2 separate regions of the Homo sapiens genome follow, and region 1 is linked to region 2. Evidence: chromatin contacts called from ENCODE Hi-C or POLR2A ChIA-PET data. All regions are on one chromosome and are shown on one strand. Each heading gives the region's core, a stretch centred on a gene start or an enhancer-like site at or near the end of the contact. The rest is flanking DNA. Distances are from core to core; before and after follow the strand shown.

Evidence for each region. A loop is a pair of places that touch in the nucleus more often than their neighbours do. ChIA-PET counts read pairs that join two places held with the same protein, here RNA polymerase II (POLR2A). Pooled maps may share reads with other maps.
Region 1: a loop to region 2 is called in a map of naive thymus-derived CD4-positive, alpha-beta T cell, with 24 times the contacts of the local background. The contact joins the enhancer-like site here to the promoter of RGS2 in region 2. A Hi-C loop is called at or near these places in 2 of 168 maps with a recorded cell type or tissue (both naive thymus-derived CD4-positive, alpha-beta T cell) and 8 of 50 pooled maps. POLR2A ChIA-PET finds 5 or more read pairs at or near these places in 1 of 52 experiments (CD4-positive, alpha-beta T cell).

Annotation. Positions count from the first base shown.
Region 1 is chr1:193,414,226-193,420,139 of GRCh38, reverse strand. No RefSeq gene overlaps it. Among named protein-coding and RNA genes, the nearest start is that of LINC01031, 110 kb to the right of the region's middle. Within about 2 kb of position 1,544, at least 7 of the 41 ENCODE cell types and tissues checked have a DNase peak (open chromatin) inside an H3K27ac peak, as active enhancers do; they include CD4-positive, alpha-beta T cell, where a contact is called at or near this core.
Region 2 is chr1:192,806,940-192,813,414 of GRCh38, reverse strand. RGS2 (regulator of G protein signaling 2) reads right to left here and starts at 4,376. Exons shown (of 5, transcript NM_002923.4): 1 at 4,234-4,376; 2 at 3,148-3,249; 3 at 2,984-3,045; 4 at 2,268-2,434; 5 at 1,140-2,013. The coding sequence starts at 4,343. The coding sequence ends at 1,819. RefSeq lists silencers at 3,123-3,182, 4,690-4,899, 5,836-5,925 and an enhancer at 4,140-4,359.

The sequences.
Region 1 (5,914 bases), core at 295-2,794, 610 kb before region 2:
TACCTCCCATTTTGTTATACAGAAAGTTAAAATGACATACACACAAAGGTTGAGATCTAATAAAACTAATAATCTTTACTGCTTCCTAAAGATACTTTTCAGCGTCCCTGGCATTTTTTTTAACTGTAAATGTATGGTGAAGAAATACAATGACTTCTAGTTTAGTTTGGTGCCACTGCCTTGATTCACGCTAAGGTGCCAGTAGTTTTACCCACCCTTGTTTTTTCACCCTGACTGCAAATGTCAGCTCAGTGAAAAAGGTAAACAATGTTGTTAGCATTATTATGAAAATAGCTTTAAACTCTAAAACACTCAGAAAGGATCTAAGAGACCCATAGAATACACGGACTGAACTTCGAGAACTACTAATGTATATACTAAGTATCATAAATCATTACAAGCAAAAATCCTCACTTTTTTTTTGCCAGACTGAAGTAAGAATTGAGCTAAGCATTCAAAGCTGTCATAAATATGTATGATGCCTTAGACTGTACACAGGCAGTAGGATGAGATACTAATGACACTTGATCACAGCTCAGAGAACATGAGTTCTAGTGCTATAATTCACAAGTCACAGGACCATTGATTAGTCAATTGTGCTCCTCCGAGTGTCATTCTCCCCATTTCTATCTTGAAGATGATACAGCCTACTCCTTAGGGTTATTGGATAGACTAGAGCTACTCAAAGTATGGTCCCTGAACCATCAGCATCATAGGAAAATAGAAAGTGTGGGAAAGCACCTGGGAATTTGTTAGAAATGGAAAATCTAGGGTCTCAACCCACATGTGTTGACTCAGAATCTCTGGGAGTGGGGCACAGGAATCTCTCTCAGGCTTTACTAATGATTCTTGCTCATATCCAACTTTGAGAAGTACTGATATGGACCATGCACGATAAAGGACTGGAAAATGTGAACACTACACAAATTTATGTTATTATGATAATAAGAAAAAAAGGCTTTCCAGGCAAAATAACTACATAAAGATTGCTACTTTAGTCGTATTTGTTTGTATCATCTGTAGTCAGGTAGCGCTAATCTAACTGTTGGTATCAAAGATATATGTGTTTCATAGAAATGAATTTAAAAATGCAAAGCCAAGAAAAAGTGTAGAGTTAGGGGAGATAGCAAAAGGTATGCGTGGAAAAACAGTAGGAAATAATGCTGAATGTGGTTAAAATATAAAATGAGATGTTTATACTTTATACAATAGGCAATAAGGAACCATTACAGATTCTTCCATTTTAAAGTGACATAATGAAAGACTGTTTTAGGAAATCAGTTCGCTAACCATACGTGGTGCAGAATGAATTGAAAGGGGAAAAGACAGGAAGGCAAGAAGTATTTCATGAAACCATACATTTTTCCTCCCCATAGAATAAAAAAATTCTCTGATGAATTTGGACAAGATTCACACAGTCCTAGGCATTTGTCTGATAGGAGTGAAACCAAGGTAAAGAAAAGTATGAGTATATGATGTGTTCATCACTTACCCCACACATAACTTTATTTCCAGCACTTTCACTTTCCCTTTCTTTCAGTTCCAAGTCTTCTGCTAATTCACTGCTCTCAAACTCCTGTCTCTCACTTGCCTGTCTCCCAACCTGCTCTCCTTTATTCAGCAGCCCGAGGTCTTCTCCTGTTAATGAAGAACAGCTTTTCTCTATTTCCTTTCCTTTAAGCCCCTATACCTACTAAAATTTCTAAATGACAAGAAAGTTTTGCAAGAATTTCTGTGCTAAAGGAGAGGAGAAATGTAAAAGCTACATGTCCCAGTCAGATCCTGCTTCTCTTCCCAGACATATAGGGAGTTATCAACAGCTTTTTCAAGCTAATGCTTCCATGTCAGCATCAGAAAAAGAAAAAGTTGGAAGTTAAGAAGGGAAAATAAAATGAAAACGAGATAGAAGCAATGTCTCTGCAATTCAGCCTTGGAAAAGATGAACAAGTCAAAAACGAGGACCTTGGAGCTGAAGTTGAGTTTATCTGTTTGTGTGTACAGGGGACAGAACCAGGTCAGAATGTCCTGGTGGGATTTATCTGTCCTGGAATAGAATTACCGTGAGTAAAACTAAAAGCATTTAATGCAAAGTTTGGATAGCAATGGTTGAAGAAGTCCCTCAGGTTTGACCCTTAATTAAGGGAAGCTAATTACATAAACAAAATATTATCTGAAGTGATCCCTGTCACAAGCATTCAATTAATGTGTATTTCTGGCTGCAACTACATCAGAAAGTGGACGTTAAAAAGATTTAGGGCCAGGTGTCGTGGCTCATGCCTATAATCCCAACGTTTTAGGAGGCCAGGGCGGGTGGATTGCTTGAGTTCAGGAGTTCAAGACCAGCCTGGGCAACATGGCAAAACCCCATCTTTACAAAAAATACAAAAATCAGCCAGGCATGGTGGAGCATCCCTGTAGTCCCAGCTACTTGAGAGGCTGAGGTGAGAGAATCACTTGAGCCCTGGAGGTCGAGCCTGCAGTGAGTCATGATCATGCCACTGCACTCCAGACTGGCAACAGAGCAAGAACTTGTCTCAAAAAAAAAAAAGAAAGAAAGAAAGAGGAAGAAGAAGAAGATTTAGAGCAAGGCAGAACTTCAGCATCACAGACAGGGGAGGAGTAACTTGAAAGTGTGGGGGATTTCAGCATCTTTCACAGTGCATCAGGCTTCATACCTTTTCTTAATTTAGACTGAATACAAGCATGCAGATTCAGTTAAGTGAGGTGTTATTATGAGATCCAAAGCTTTTTAAATGCTACCTAAAATTTTTGGATGAAAAACTCAATGAAAAGGCAATTTATTTATAGCAGTATCATATATAAGGAAAATGAAACTCTTTAGAAAATGCTTGAGAATCTTTCATTTAACTGTTTGAATTCAAAACAAGACCTATTTATTGGAATGAAACCATGGTAATATTAACATAGACTATAATCAATTTGGTCCTATTTTTATTCGTTCATAGATAATATCTAGCACAGTTCTAGATAACAAAGCTACCAGAATGAACAGGGCATAATATAGCTTATGGGGTTTATACTCTAGTAAAGGAAATGGGGGAAAGATGTAAACACATAACCATAAATATACAACAATATGAAGTAAATTGTAAATGGCAAATAGAAAAAAAAGGGGGGGCTAAGATACAGAAGAACTGAGGGGTGAGTTTAAATAAAGTAGTTAGGGGAAACATCTCTAAAAGGATATTAAATCTGCGACCTAACAATGAGAAACTATCCATGCAAATAGTAGAGAGAAGCTCTCTCCTGCCAAGAAAACAGCAGGGGATTGGTAGAGATGTTTTCAAAGACCTAAGAAAAGACAAGTGTGACTGAAACATGGTGTGCAAAGAGGAGAGGGGCAAAGGATGAGAGAAAGTGTGGGGCTCAGGCCATGAGAGCCTTCTAAGCTGCGCTGTTAAGAGACAGTGGAGAAAAATGAGGACAGAAATCGGTGGACTTGGCAACTTCGATGTAATGGGTAATGTGAATTACAGCAGATTCAGTGAAATAATAATGTCTGGAATCTCACTGGTGTTAGTAGGAGAGAAAGGCAGTAACGGAAGAGAGATTCACATCTTTGTCTCTCTTAAAGCTGTGAAGTGGGAGCTGAGGATGGAGAGATGGCTGATAGGAATATAGGGACCCAGGAAGTTTGGGTTTTGTTTTTGCCAAAGACAAAGATCACAGCATGTGTGTGTTTGTTCTGATAGGATTGCAGTGGTCCAGGGGAGAGGCAAAGGATAATGGAAAGCAGGAATGGGGTCCAGAGCACAAGGGAAAGATTAGATATAAGGGAAAGCACAAGATAGAAAAAGAGATTGCGTGAACACAGGTCAAGGTGTGGATTTACCGGTGGAAGGTTTGGAAACACTGTCCTCTACCATCCTCATCTCCTCCTAACCCCATAATCCCTGAGCCACTCCTTTAACTCATCTAATCTTTACCTATTGAAACTCTTTCTAGATTTAAATCATCAACACATCTTATCTGCTTGAAAATATCCGTGAATTCCACGTAAAAGTTATTTTCCTAAATCCACAAGTGTTTACAAAGATTGTACTGCCAATTCAATACAGAGGCCTTTTAACAGCATAGTCCTATAATTTTACTTATGGAACATAATGTGACAAGCAAAATATTTTAAGATGAAAGATAAATGTTTTGGCCACCTTTAGGTGGCCAAAAAAGTGGCAAGATCCAAAATCATTGCATAAGTTTTCTGTACATTCTTCCTAGTATCATTTAATGATATTATTAGGGTCTCATTATATGCTTTTTCACCCATGCTACTTCCACTTTTTATGTGTGGCATTCAAATTATTTCTTGAATAATATCCCCAGTGCTTCACAGAATGTGTCTCTGCACTAGAAATGTGTTTCTATATTCATATATCCCTTCATTTATTTTCCACTACTCAATTAAGAAAGAAATAATAGGAGACATAACATAAAGCACATTACTGTGCCTTGTCCAACTGAGTAGATAGATCACTTTCAAATATAGTAGCAAATGCTGTATTAGTATAAAAGAGCTTTTAACTTTTCAAATCCAAATGCCCTGAGTTATTTTAAGCTCTGCTGCCATCAGTCAGTTTCCTGGTGTGGAAGAACGTATAACTTAGATAAAGCTAGAGCAGCTGGAGCAATCACCACAAATCACCAGTTATAAGGCTGCTTGCAGCAGTAATACAGGCTGAAAAGTCCCCCTCCCCTCAAAAAAAATAATAACCCATGAAGAAGTTAATGTGGTGTTAAAGCTAGTAGTTGGCCGTTGCTCTTGCCATCTGTCATCCCATTGGACCACATAAGTAGAAGTCAACAGGAAGTTCATCTTTTATGTTGACATCACACAATGTCATTTTCTATTTATGGACATCGTTAAATTTCATTTGATATCAAAATTAATCCAGAAGTTTCTAAGAGAAGAAAGTAGTAAGAAATTTTCAATAATGTTTCAAATGTCTCTAAATGAAAGAACACTAAGCTTTAAGAACATTGCTAACCTTCTATAGAATACAAGTATTTTCCCCACAACATGAGTTTCAATTGAGAAATTGTATTTATTCAACTGCTCTTGTCTTCTTTGAGAAATATCTGCCCTCAAAAGTTACAATCTGGTTTACAACACAGGTAGCAGGCTAATTTAAATAAATCATAACTTTTTCTAAATACCAATTAAATTCATAATAAGATTCCATTACGCATGTACCAGGATGGCCAAAGTTAAAACCAAGATACCAAATGTTGGTGAGAACGTAGAGTGACATGAACTCTCACATACTGTTGACGGTAGTATAAAAATTGGTACAGTACATTTGGAAAACTACAGGAAAACTACAAAAGCCAGTGATGTGCTGTGACAGTAAATGTTTAACAGCTGAGTCTCTGGTGGGGGATGGGGGAGTAATTTGTATCATTTGCCAATTTCTATAGTGTAAACATGCCTCTGATGGCCAATCTCAAGCTACCAATGTGATGTCACTGAACGTGAATTTTGGAAGACGTGCAAAATTAGCTCTTGTGAGCTGGTGCAAGCCAGTCCATTTTACCTCTGACTAGGTTGAAAACTCATATTTCCCAAGACCCTACAAATTTTCTCCTAATTATAATCCCAATAAAAATGCATACACGTGTTCATGGAAAGCCACATATAAGAATATTCACAGCAACACTGTAAAAGCCAAAAACTGGCAACAACCCACATACCCAAAAAGTTAATTGTGGTGTATACATACAATGGGACAATATTTAACAATGAAAATTAACAAACTACTACTTACCCAAAAATACAGATGAATCTCAAATCTAACATTGATAAAAAGAGCCAAACATCAAAGAATAATGATTCCATTTAAATAAAGTTTAAAAACAGACAAAATGAATCCCTGATGATAGAAAACAAAATAATAGT
Region 2 (6,475 bases), core at 3,127-5,626:
TTTCAATGACTCTTTGGATTCATTTATTCAATCAATATTTATGGAGCACCTATTATGTATTATTCTGGCTGCTGTGATACAGTAGACAAGGCAGTCTCTCTAATAGAGCTTGTGTCTGTTGGTGCCAGAAACTCTGGCTAAGGTGAAAATTAGTGCAATCACAATGGAAACAGTAAACTACTGGAGGTCAATTTTTCTTCTGGCAAATCAGAAAAAAAATGTTCTTAGTGCTTTATGATTTCTAAAGTCCCTTACTACTTTATAAAACCAGAAAGGCAGGAAGGTCTAAAATGAAGAGTCAGAGAAGACAATGGGGACACCCAAGGTCACAAAGCTATGAGAAATGATTACTTTGCGTCAGTTCTTCCAACTCTAAAATCAGGGTTCCTCCTCCTTTTTTATTAAGACCATAATCAAGGACATTGAAAAAAACAGCCTGCTGAGGAAGGGGTGCTTTTTAATTAGCCAGTTTGAAAACAGATTCAAGGGCTTCCTCTCTCAAGTGGAAAAAAGCACATTTCTGGATTTAAGTCTAAGAAACGAAAGCGCACTTCTTTTGACTTTATCATTACCTAAAGTAACAGATTCTTTGTTGGCCAAATGAAGGCATGAAAATCAGGAAAATTCTGAGATTTTCTATTGATACATTATGGAAGGGAACAATTTCAGGTATGTATCTTGGAAGCCCATGCTGGTACTTGTGGGGGAGCTTGGAACCAATGGAAAGTAAATAAAGACAGGCATACATTGACCTTATTTGGCTTCTTTCTTCATTTGAGAAGCTTAATTATGTGAATAATTTTTGTGCTTGTCTCCATTACATTTACTTCTCATATTTAGCTGGTACTTAGATACAGAATCCTTTAGATCAGTGTTTCATTAACAAGCTTGATTTTTTTTTAAGATTAGAAAGCATAAATGCAGTGGTTCTAAGGATGTGACTTCCTTAGGTCTGCATAATGCTTATAGGTTTTAAAAAAAGAATTATCTGTCTGCAACTATCATTTCTCAGTTCTGAAGACTGTCAATTCTCACTGGGCAGGCACAAAAACTGAAATGTCTTTTACTATAAAGATGTTTTCCCTTTATCTGCCACATTTCCAGTTATCAAAAATAAAATCACATCTAGACTCCAAGTGTTCAATATTATTTATCAAAATAAATTTATTAAAAGTATTCAAAGACCACTTCAAAGTGTAGCTGCCTTCAAGACAGATTTTTGGCACTCATAACGGACACTGCAGTTTTCAACACCATAGCACTCATTCTATTTCACACATCATTTTTAACAATGCAAACACGGACCATTTCAGTTTTAGCATTACATGAGACAACAGTACTGATGATCTGTGGTCATAAGAACTTCAATACCGTTGCACATAGTAAACACTTCACTGTTACTGAATCCTAAACTAAAACTACTATGTGGTAACATGGATCGATTTAGGGAAAGATGTACAACCAGCTACCTAAGGCCACATAATCCCAGATCTATTGATTTTAAATGCTTTTGGACCAACAGTATTACATTGTCTCTTTCATCATCTTACATTCCTGCTTTTCAGAGTGAGACACCACGTTCAGACCACCTATTCCCTTCTTGCGTTCTGTACACAGTGAGGGAAGCTGTTCTGATACCAGCTTCTCCTAGTCAGTTACTGGCTTCCTGATTCACTACCCAACTTTGAATCAATAGTTCTGAGTGATGTTTCCTGAACACCCAGGCTGAATTCAAGGTCAGTCTTTATGGCAGGTCACAGTCCTTCCCCTCAGGAAAAAGAATGAAATGTCCTCCATTTCTGGGCTCCCTTTTACATTTCATGTAGCATGAGGCTCTGTGGTGATTTGTGGCTTTTTACACAAGTCCTGGTAGAATTCTGACTCCAAGAAACGAGGATAAGAGTTGTTCTCCATCAAGCTGTATACCCTTTTCTGGGCAGTTGTAAAGCAGCCACTTGTAGCTTCTTGTATATTCTGGGCAATCAGAGTTTTGGTTTGAAAATCTATGTTTATCTGAAATAAAACAAAAAAGTTGTTTATTTGGTATTCAGAGTTAAAGATTAAAATTTAGTATTTGAAAACAAAAAATAAAAATTATGTGTGATTAGCTTTACTAGCTAAGTCACAGGAGAACTTTAACATAACTGAAAGCTACAACGTGGAGGGACTTTTTACCCCTCCTAGCCCGCTTTGTCCTTGATTACTTTGTTTCACTTTTGTGCTAAAGATGTCCAGATTGTGCTGAAATTAGGAACTTGTTTCCTTACCTCTTTTGGAGCTTCCTTTTCTATGAAGTCAGTATATATTTTCCTTGCTTTTGAGGACAGCTTTTGGGGTGATTTGGTTTTTTTGAAGTCTTCACAGGCCAGCCAGAATTCAATATTTTCTTCACAGAATTCCGACTTTAAAAAAGCCCTGAATGCAGCAAGACCATCTGAAGGGGGGAGAAAAGAGAGCATGCAGAATGTGAAGAACTGAGAGACCAAATGATTCCTTATGTTTCTCCTATCCCTCACATTTTAATTATTTCTAAATGAATTTTCTAGATTTCGCTCAAACCTGTAATTCTCAAAATTTAGCTTTTTAAAGACTAAGATACCAGTAGGCAAAAGGCTTATGTTGGCACTCTGCTGCAAAAATATAAGTACTTTGCTGTCAATGCAAAGTAAATATTTATAGGGGAGCCATAAATTCTCTGGGAACTAAGCCTCTTGAAAACATTGTATGCAATGGAAAAACTGACTCAACCTTAACTATAAGCAACTGCCACTTTAATTTGTTTAGGCTGATTTTCTTCCCCACCTGGAGAGAATATATGCATTTATTTGTTAAACCCTGGGAAATAAAGGAAAGAAAAACAGGCTTTATCCTATAGTGACTGCAGTCTAATCCCCCTCAGGCAAGCTGCTCTTTTGTTAGGTGGACGCAGCCTTTCCAGGCTTTTGCGATGTTAGCAATGGCTCAAGCTCAAGAGTTAACTTACATTTGCTGGCTAGCAGCTCGTCAAATGCTTCTGACCACAGCTGTGCTTCCTCAGGAGAAGGCCTGCAAGAGAGGTTCTGTATGTTAGCTTACGCACATCAGAGTTCCCCTTTTCAGTTCAGCAGCTAACTATTGATATTTGCAAGCACAGGATTCTCAACTTACTTGATGAAAGCTTGCTGTTTGCTTTTTTTGCCGGTTTTGGGCTTCCCAGGAGTAGAGGAATTTTGTAAGAAGTAGCTCAAACGGGTCTTCCAATCTTTTAAACTAAAACAAAAAATTAAAAAGATAATTACTAACTAGCAACACTTGAATATGCTACTGCAGCTGAACGCATTTTTACCAAATAAAGTCACCCAGTAACTAGAGACAAACCGCATAAGGCAAAGCAAGAACTCTTCAAATAAGTCTTATCCACCTAACATTTAAACCTCATGTACTGAGCAGTTTCGTCCATTAATCTGACCGTATCTACTAGTTTTACAACTAAGGGCAGGGCTACCTATAATCACTAGGGTATTTTAAAGAATTGTTAATGAATTTAGTTCAAAAGGCAGACACTATTTCTGGCTCACAAAGGGCATCAGTTTGTTTGCAAGGTTAATTACAATTCCGAGACGTTTTGCACTTTAATGAAAAGGACAGACATGGAACTGTCTGGAGCCGGCCCACGCTTCTCTCTTTAGAGCAGGAGGTTCTGGACCACGCCAGAGACTGTACAAAGAGGTGGGTGACTGATTCCCCTGCGCTCTTCCTTCCCCACCTACGACACTTCTTTTAAGCAGACGCTGCATAACAATTATTTGTTCCACATTCGGACTGGGTGAGATCTGCTCTATAATTAAAAAACAAAAATGGATTTTAAACGAGTATATTCAGAACCAGCAAGAGCATCACCTTCCAGTAGCTGTGTAAGCTGATGAGAACTCATCATGCAACGTATGAATGCTGGGGACGCGCTTCAGCCGCAGGATTCTGATGTCATTTTGAATGCAGGAGGACAAAAAGCCAACCCGCAATTTCTTAGCGCATCAACCACCGCCCTCATATCAACTGTCTCCCTCGGTTCTTAAACTGTACCCGAGCATCACCCAGATTTAACCTTACTTAACAAATTGACCTTTTCGATTTTTTTTCCCTGCATAGGCTCAGGCTAGTTTCCTAACGTCAAAGGCGAGCCCGAAAGTACCGCGTTTGCAGCTTGCAGTGTGGGGCAGGGGGTGGCGGGAGAGGGAAGAAAGCCATACTCACAGGGTCCGTTTCATCTTTTCTCGCTTCTCCTCGCTCTTGTGGCCACTGCCTGCGCTCTTGTCCATGGGTCTGCAGTCGTGTTGAACAGCCAAGAACATAGCACTTTGCATTATCGTTCTCCCGCTGGAGCCCCGGCTGTTTGCGGCTGGGCGTGCGTCGCAGCATTTATGAGGCCTCGGCTTGGGGGCGGGGCCTCGCGGCTCCGGCCCCGCCTCAAGAGGACGCGGATTGGTCGGCTGCAGACTGGCACGGGGATGGGTCAGCGCCCGCCGGCGGCAGTCACGGCTGCTGCCGAAGGGTCTCGAAGCCGGGGCGCTGCTGACGTCTGCGGCCCCGGCTTCTTGCGCACTCGGGCCACATAGCAGCGGCCAGCTGGGGCAGGTGTGGGAGCAGATGGAGAGTCTTCAGTGTGGGCCGCTGCGCACGACCTTTTGCTGAAGCGTGGCGGCCGGGCGGGCTCGAGGGCTTTGCGACGGAGGGAGGGAGCCGAAGTTGGCGGCGGCCCGGCGGGGGCGCCGGCGCTCCCTCACCCACCCTGACGGGCTCCCCAGCCCGAGGCCAGAGCGGCGATTCCCTGGCAGGAGGAGGTCGCCCGCCACGAGGCCGGAGTGCAGTGGCCTGATTTCGAATGAAGAGTGGGATTTTTCTTCCTTTTTTGAGCGCGTTCCCTGACCCCGCGCCTCATTTCTTGTTTGCTGTCCTGCTGTAGGACTCATTCGACACCCCCTGGTCTGTGAACTGAGGCAATGGGGAGACCCTCGCCCGTTTCTCTCTGCCACTTAACTTAAGGAAGGAGTAACCTGAAACGTTGATTGCCCAGGGGCAGGGTGGGATCTGCTCTGCAGCTTGCTGGGGCGTCTTGGAACACTTTGAGAATGAACATTAGGGATTGAACAAGAGAAAGTGACTTTATCAGAAGACAGTGCTTTAATTGGGTTTGCATTTTTGATCACTACTAGGCACGTGGCTGGGTCTGTCTATAGGGTCATTCCTCAGGAGTCCTTGGTCACATCTCCTGCCAAAATAGAAATCACAGATTTCCTTATGGTGGGAGAGAAAGCTGCAGACATAGAGATTTCATAGCTGTAATGCACCAGAATCAGTGAGTTCAAGGAGTCAGGATTTCCTCATGAGTCATTCTTGTTGAGTTAGGATTTACCAGAACATTTAATAACTGGCAAAAAGTAGGGGGGAGAATGAGTTAACAGTTTCCTTGATTAAGTTTTATTTGTTAATTCTTCAAGTATCATCTCTACTCCTGAAGGTTTTAAAACGACTTGATTGGTAAAGACAAATAGATTACCTCAACCACAAAATGAGTTGATTTCGGATAATATTACCAGAACTAGCCAGTGAAATGTTTAAGCGGCTTTGCAACCAAGCTGCAGATATTCTCTCTACTTTGTATTCGACTTCTTAAAAGGAAATTGGAAATAATTAATATATTCTTACGGTGAGCTGCCAGTAGTTGGAGCTCCAAGTTTGACTTGGAGGGCAAAACCTGCAGTTATTATTTAAGACAACAGTTGTGGACTTTATTGTGGAAAGGAAAATCGTGTAGATTTCAGTAATAGATACTTTGAAACATGCTTGTTAACTCTAGGAATGCCATTTTTTCTTAAGCATATGCTCTTCCTCTCCTATGCTTTGCATAATAGTCCTACATCTATTTTCACTTTCTGATGACTCAATACGTATTTATCAGCTGTCTGTAATACGCAGACACTTGCTTTTTCTCACCACTGTAAACCTCAATATATTTTATACTTAGAACCTTAGATGTTAGAATTTACTCATAGACAGTTAAATTCGCTGGCAGGCCAGGAGTTCTGACAAAGAGGCAGCAGAGAGAGAGAGCTGGACTTCTGTCAGGAGACCCAGTTAGAGCCTGGGCTTATCCAGTAAATGCTAAGTAACTGTTGGGACACTAGCTTCACACCTCTTTGAGTCCCAGTTTCTCATCTGTAATAAGAGTAACATGTATTTTCTTGCCAGCCTCATAGGATATTATGTGACTCTTACATGAAAGGTCTTTTCTAAGCTCTAAAGTACTGTACGGAAGTTTATTACTGATTTGCATATGTGTGGCAAAAGGAAATGTTCAAATCATAGCTGTTCAAGATGGAAAAAATCGTACGAGGATTAACTCAGACGTAATTAGGTTATAAATATGTAGGTACTATTAAATATCAAGATGTTTCAATTTGTAGGTACACAAATACACAAGATACACAAATTTGTA